2 separate regions of the Mus musculus genome follow, and region 2 is linked to region 1. The links are chromatin loops, found by intact Hi-C in ENCODE. Cell type or tissue: gastrocnemius. All regions are shown on one strand. Links, peaks and the distances in the headings refer to the core of each region. The heading gives the core; the rest is flanking DNA. Region 1 has its middle 9.1 kb from the start of Gm43568. Region 2 has its middle 9.2 kb from the start of Gm40139.

What was found. A loop is a pair of places that touch in the nucleus more often than their neighbours do. Peaks named below come from ENCODE experiments on the same cell type or tissue, not always from the same donor. Only the 100,000 strongest peaks of a DNase experiment are listed, where the experiment ranks them.
Region 2: a loop joins it to region 1, with 14 times the contacts of the local background. A loop is called at or near these places in 33 of 42 quality-filtered maps.

Annotation. Positions count from the first base shown.
Region 1 is chr3:122,637,435-122,640,349 of GRCm38, forward strand. No RefSeq gene overlaps it. Among named protein-coding and RNA genes, the nearest start is that of Gm43568, 9.1 kb to the left of the region's middle. In gastrocnemius, for the core only: a CTCF peak has its summit at 1,405 (motif pointing left); DNase peaks (open chromatin) are centred at 1,085, 1,407 and 2,382; H3K27ac peaks cover 197 bases.
Region 2 is chr3:122,311,026-122,313,940 of GRCm38, forward strand. No RefSeq gene overlaps it. Among named protein-coding and RNA genes, the nearest start is that of Gm40139, 9.2 kb to the right of the region's middle. In gastrocnemius, for the core only: no CTCF peak of the experiment used is centred there; a DNase peak (open chromatin) is centred at 1,233.

The sequences.
Region 1 (2,915 bases), core at 267-2,766:
CTGTGTCTATTTTTGAATACGTCAGTACACTGGAATTTCCCAATCTAGATGATAACATCTTCAAGGACTTGAGCCAGGTCAGTCACAAAGGCATATTAATCCCATCTCTGAGGACAGTAATTAGCCCTGCAGTGTAATGTCTAAGACAGCATAATCTACAAACACTTCAAACAAAATAATTTCTTTAAATTCCTCTAAGGAAAATAAAAAGAATTTTAGACTTTCCAGACAGTTCCATACATCTTAGCTTAGAGGTGAAGTTATTCTTTGTGATAACCAGACGGGATCAGAGTTTGACGCTTCAGTTCTCAGTACACAGCTTCTCCTGTTTGCACAACAACTGTGTTCTAGCATTGTGATGGCTTGGGTTCCCTTGTTCTCATGTCTGCCATGTCCCTGTGCTGCAAGTTGGTGACCTGGGTATACCTGATTTTACACCTTCCATGTTCCAGGAGTACTGTGTGCATGCCTGTTTGCATGTTTGCCATGTTCCCTGCATGCCACCACCTGATGGCCTAACCACATCTGCTTGCACATGCTCCGTGTCCCGGTGCTGCCATTTAGTGGGTTGTACATGCTGTTCACACACCGGCCAGGTTCTAGCACGGACACAAGAGTGGTTTAGACTGGCCTGTCTGCACACATGCCATGCCCTGGGACAGCCACAGGACACCGCAAGAATAGACTTTCACACACCTGCCTTGTCCAGGAGTCACCAAGTAATGGGGTCGTCAATCCGGTTCTTTTTTTTTTTTTTTTTTAAGATTTATTTATTTATATGTAAGTACACTGTAGCTGTCTTCAGACACTGCAGAAGAGAGGGAGTCAGATCTCATTATGGATGGTTGTGAGCCACCATGTGGTTGCTGGGATTTGAACTCCGGACCTTCGGAAGAGCAGTCGGGTGCTCTTACCCACTGAGCCATTTCACCCGCCTGTCACTCCGGTTCTTAATTACGCTGTGTCCCCAAACTTCCAATTGTCAACCTAGGGTCACCTGTTGGGACACATACCATTTCCCAGTGCCACCAGGGGTCGTCATGAGTATACTTGTTCCGGAGTCTGCAGTGTTCCAGCAACACCATGTGTTGGCACAGGCACCTTTGTCCACAAGCCTGTCAAGTCTCAGTCCTGTGAAAGTCTGGGCAAGCCCAAACATTCGTGAATCTCACCTACCAGTTCTGCTGTGTTGCAGTGCATTTGACAACCATGTTCTGTTCCAGGACTGCAAAGTAGGGGATCAGGTTCACCTGCAAGTTGCCTCCTAGCACCTCTACGTGGTAGCAAGCTCATCTATTGACACTCTTTCCACGGACCCAGAATCTCCAAGTGATGGCCTGGGCATTCCTGGTCACTTGTTTGTTGTGTTCCAGTGCTGCCACCTGGTGGCCTGTGTTTACCTGTTCACATGTCTGGTGTGTCTCAGTGCTGCCACCTGGTGGTCTGTACATGTTCGTTTACATACTTGGCTATGTCTCAAAACCCGGGCATGCAGGTTTGAATGCCTGCTGTGTTCTAGTGTTGTGTTCCACTAGGCTGTCTGGGCACACCTGTTCACATGCGCTCTGTGTTCTTATGCTGCCATTCGTTTGTATGCATGCTGAGTCCCAGGGCCAACATGTGGGGGCTTTGGTATATCTGTACTAAGACCTACTATATCTTTGTGCCACAACTTGGTGGTGTGGGAATGCCTGGCTGCAAGCCCGCTATGTCCCAGCACTGCCACTTCATAGCCTGCTGTGTTTGCATGTCTGCTGTGTTACTAGGCCACCAGTGTGATGCCCTGGGCAAGCATGTTGCATGACTGCTGTGTCCCATTGCTACAACATGGTGACCTGGGTAGCCTACTTGCCTGCCTGCTGTGTCCTAGGGTCACTAAGGGGTGGTCTAGGCATGCCTGTTGTCACACATGCCATGTCTTAGTATAATGCCTGTTGGGATGCATGCTGTTTCCCCGTGCCACCATGTTGAAGAATTCCTTATGTACACATCTGCCAAGTCCCAGCACCACCCCGTGGCAGAATAGCCACTGGAGTTCAAATGTGTACCACATCCCAGTAGTGTCGTGCCGTGTTCTGGACTCACCTGTTCTCACGGGAGCCAGATCTCAGTGCTGCCCTGCGGTGGCACAGGATCTTGTGTTCACGAGCGGCCATGTTTTAGCGTTGCCACATGGGGGATATGCTCACCTGTTATACTCCAGCTGTGTTCTAGTGCTCCCCAATCTGTGTGTATTCCTGCCCTGTCCCTTCTCTGCCCTGTGATGGCCTAACTATGCCTGTTTGCATGCCTGTTGTGTTTCATTGCTACCATGCAGTGGCCTGGGCAAACCTGTCAAATGCCTGCCAGGACACCGAGCTGCCATGTGGCAGCCCAGGTGTACCTGCTGCATGTTTGCCACGTTTCAGTGGTGCCAGGTCACAGCCTGGGCAGCCCTGTTCATTTGCTATGCCCTGGGGCTGCCAAGTGACTGTAGCAAACATGCCATGTCCCAGTACCACTACATTTTTGCCTGTGCATGCTTGTTCATACATGTGTTCTTAGCCGGACCAACATGTTATATAGCCTGTGCTCATTTGTTGTCATAGTTTGAGTTTCATTGTTGTGAACAGACACAACAACCAAGGCAACTCTTTTTGTTTGTTTGTTTTTTCGAGACAGGGTTTCTCTTTTAGCCCTGGCTGTCCTGGAACTCACTCTGTAGACCACAGAGATCTGCCTGCCTCTGCCTCCCAAGTGCTGGGATTAAAGGCGTGCGCCACCACCGCCCGGGTCAAGGCAACTCTTATAAAGTATAAAATTTAATTGGGGCTGGCTTACAGGTTCAGAGGTTCAGTCTATTATCATCATGGCAGGAGCATGGCTGTGTCCAGGCAGGCATGGTGCAGAAGGAGCCAGGAGTTCTACACCTTGAT
Region 2 (2,915 bases), core at 229-2,728, 330 kb before region 1:
AGCACAGCAGGACCACCCCCACCCCACCCCCATCCCCGCCTTCCCCTCAGGAGGCACGGGGCGGGGGGAGGGGATAAGGGGGTAAGCACATATATAGCCCAACGCAGTGCCTGGAGCATAGCGAGTGTTCCATAAATAGTTATTAAAAGTATGCCGGGTGTGGTGGCGCACGCCTTTAATCCCAGCACTCGGGAGGCAGAGGCAGAGGCAGGTGGATCTCTGAGTTCGAGGCCAGCCTGGTCTACAAAGTGAGTTCCAGGACAGCCAGAGCTATACAGAGAAACCCTGTCTCGAAAAACAAAAAACAAAAAACAACAACAACAAAAAAAAAGTATGGAAGAAAAAAGCCGGTCGTGGTGGCGCACGCCTTTAATCCCAGCACTCGGGAGGCAGAGGCAGGCGGATTTCTAAGTTCGAAGCCAGCCTGGTCTATAAAGTGAGTTCCAGGACAGCCAGGGCTACACAGAGAAACCCTGTCTCGAAACCCAAATAAAATAAAATAAAAAATAAAGTAGGGAAGAAAGGCACCAAGGAGAACTTGTGTGGACAGAGACCTAGGCTTCTGAGAAGGGGGCGAAGAAAATATGGACAAAAAACCTAAAGTCGGGATAAAGAGAATTTTTACTCATCTTGTAAACAGATTCCTACAGTGCCATTGAAAACGCTGGGGACAATTCCTATTGAGAGGATATGTTTGGTGGGTGTCAGAGGGTTTGTGCCTTTGCTCTTACCACCTGGGAAGAGCAAGGGCTGTGACCCCAGTGAACACAGGCTATAGTGGCTGGTACACAGGCCAGCAGTGGTCCTGCTCGGACAGACACACTGAAAGCCAGTTCACTATGTCCTTGACCTGTGTCCATGGATTCTTCAGCAGGGATATGGCGCTTATCATGATGTCCATAGAGCCCAACACCATTGGAGGGTTTTCAGGTAGTGAGTGGGAATCACGAAGAGCAGGTTTGGCACTCTAGGGACCATTAATCTGAGCCTATAGAAAAGTCATAGGAGCCAGCAAGAACGTAAGCTTGAATATGAGACACCTGACCATCTTTGTAAATCTCTTTCACACTCAACCACCTTGCAATTTGTAAGAGAAGCAGAGAAGACACCGATGTCCCCCATTCTATCAGTGAGGGAATCAAAGTTAATAAGGAGGAATAATTCCCAGGGTCACGCAACCCTGTGTCCAGGGTTGTTGTTGGAAGTTTACAGCTGCAGTGCTAGAAATGGCCAGCAGAGGGCACCCTCCACAAAGTGGTTGTTTGCAGTCTTTGTAGAGAGCAATGGTAACTCTGCTAGTATTGGTTCAGAGGGCAGGCAGGAGCTTTCTCACCAGATAAAATGCTACCTTGGTGATTTTTTTCCTCTCAGAGAATGCTTACCTAAACTGAATCCTGAAATACCAGGTAAAAGATCAGTCTACTAAGCAACCATCTGATAGCCTTCAAAAATAGCAAGGGTCAAAGAATTAAAAAATAGCAGTTCCATGTTTATGAAGATTAAAGAGATGGAACAACTAGATATAATGAATGAACGAACGAGTGAACAAACGAATGAATGATTTGAATGGGTCCTTGGGTGGGAAAAAGCCATAGACATAAGAAATATTAAGGTGGTTGATAGCATCTTAATTTGGACTGTGGGTTAGATAAATTGTGTCAATATTATGCTTTTCAAAGTTGTTAACTGTGCTGTGTTTTGACATGTTTCTCTCAAAATAATTTAGGGGGAAATGGGCATAATGTCCTTAACCTGTTTTTGAATGATACCTTCCCACCCCCACCCAAGAATAAAAGTCATAATAGAAACAGATGTAGGTAAAATGTGAACCTAGGTAGAGTGGATGGGAATTCCACATGCTGTACTTACGACTTTTCCGTAACTTCAAACTTATATCCAAATAAAAGACACACACATGCACATCTTATTCCGGAAGAGCCTTCCTACCTGATTTGAGGTCTAAAGTTCCCTCAGTGGGTTAGGGAGTACAGAGGGGCCTCTTAGGAAAGTGTGGCTTTGGCCCTCTGCAGAGCACTGACCTTTGCCCTGGGCTGGCCAGGGCACCTGTGTGCAAAGCTTATCTGAACCACCAGACAAGCAGGCGACCTTCACTGCACATGTTTGTGAATGCAACACACGCCTGTACTTGGCAGGAGAGCAGGGACCTTGCCCAAAAAAAGCAATCTGGAGCAAGGGAATGGGACAGAGGGAGCGCTCCAAGGTCTGTGCAGCAGAGAACAGAAGCATTCCTTAGCGTGGGTAAAGCCGCTACTTACTGCTTTCTGGGTTAGTCCTTCCAGAACATCCGGCTCCTAGGATCTGAGCATGGGTGATGTACATAGTCAAATATTAACAGGAAAATGATGCCGTGAGGAGAAGCTACTAGAGAGGACCCAGGATAGGGAGAGCCCAAGGTATACTGGAGAGGAGGCAGAGCCTAAGGGTGACCTCTCCCACCTACAGGATTCTGGTTCACACAGGCTTGGGATATGCAAGTCAAGTACTTACATCTCTAACAAGCCACCCGATTGGACCACACACAGTTGCAATGGCATAGGACACGACCATCCTGGCCATCTGTAGGTCTTTCCACCATGGCTAAAACTGCACATGAAAAAGTATTTTAAGAGGGGTTGGAGGGCCGGAGGGCTGGAGGGCTGGCTCAGCAGTTAAGAGCACTGACTGCTCTTCCAGAGGTCCTGAGTTCAATTCCCAGCAACCACATGGTGGCTCACAACCATCTGTAGTGGGATCTGATGCCCTCTTCTGGTGTGTCCGAAGACAGCTACAGTGTACTCTTATACATAAAATCAATAAATCTTTTTTTAAAAAGTATTCTAAGAGATCCAAGGGAAACTGGGGCTACTTTGGGGTGCACAGTGGTTCTTTGGACCGGACAACATCATGGATGAATG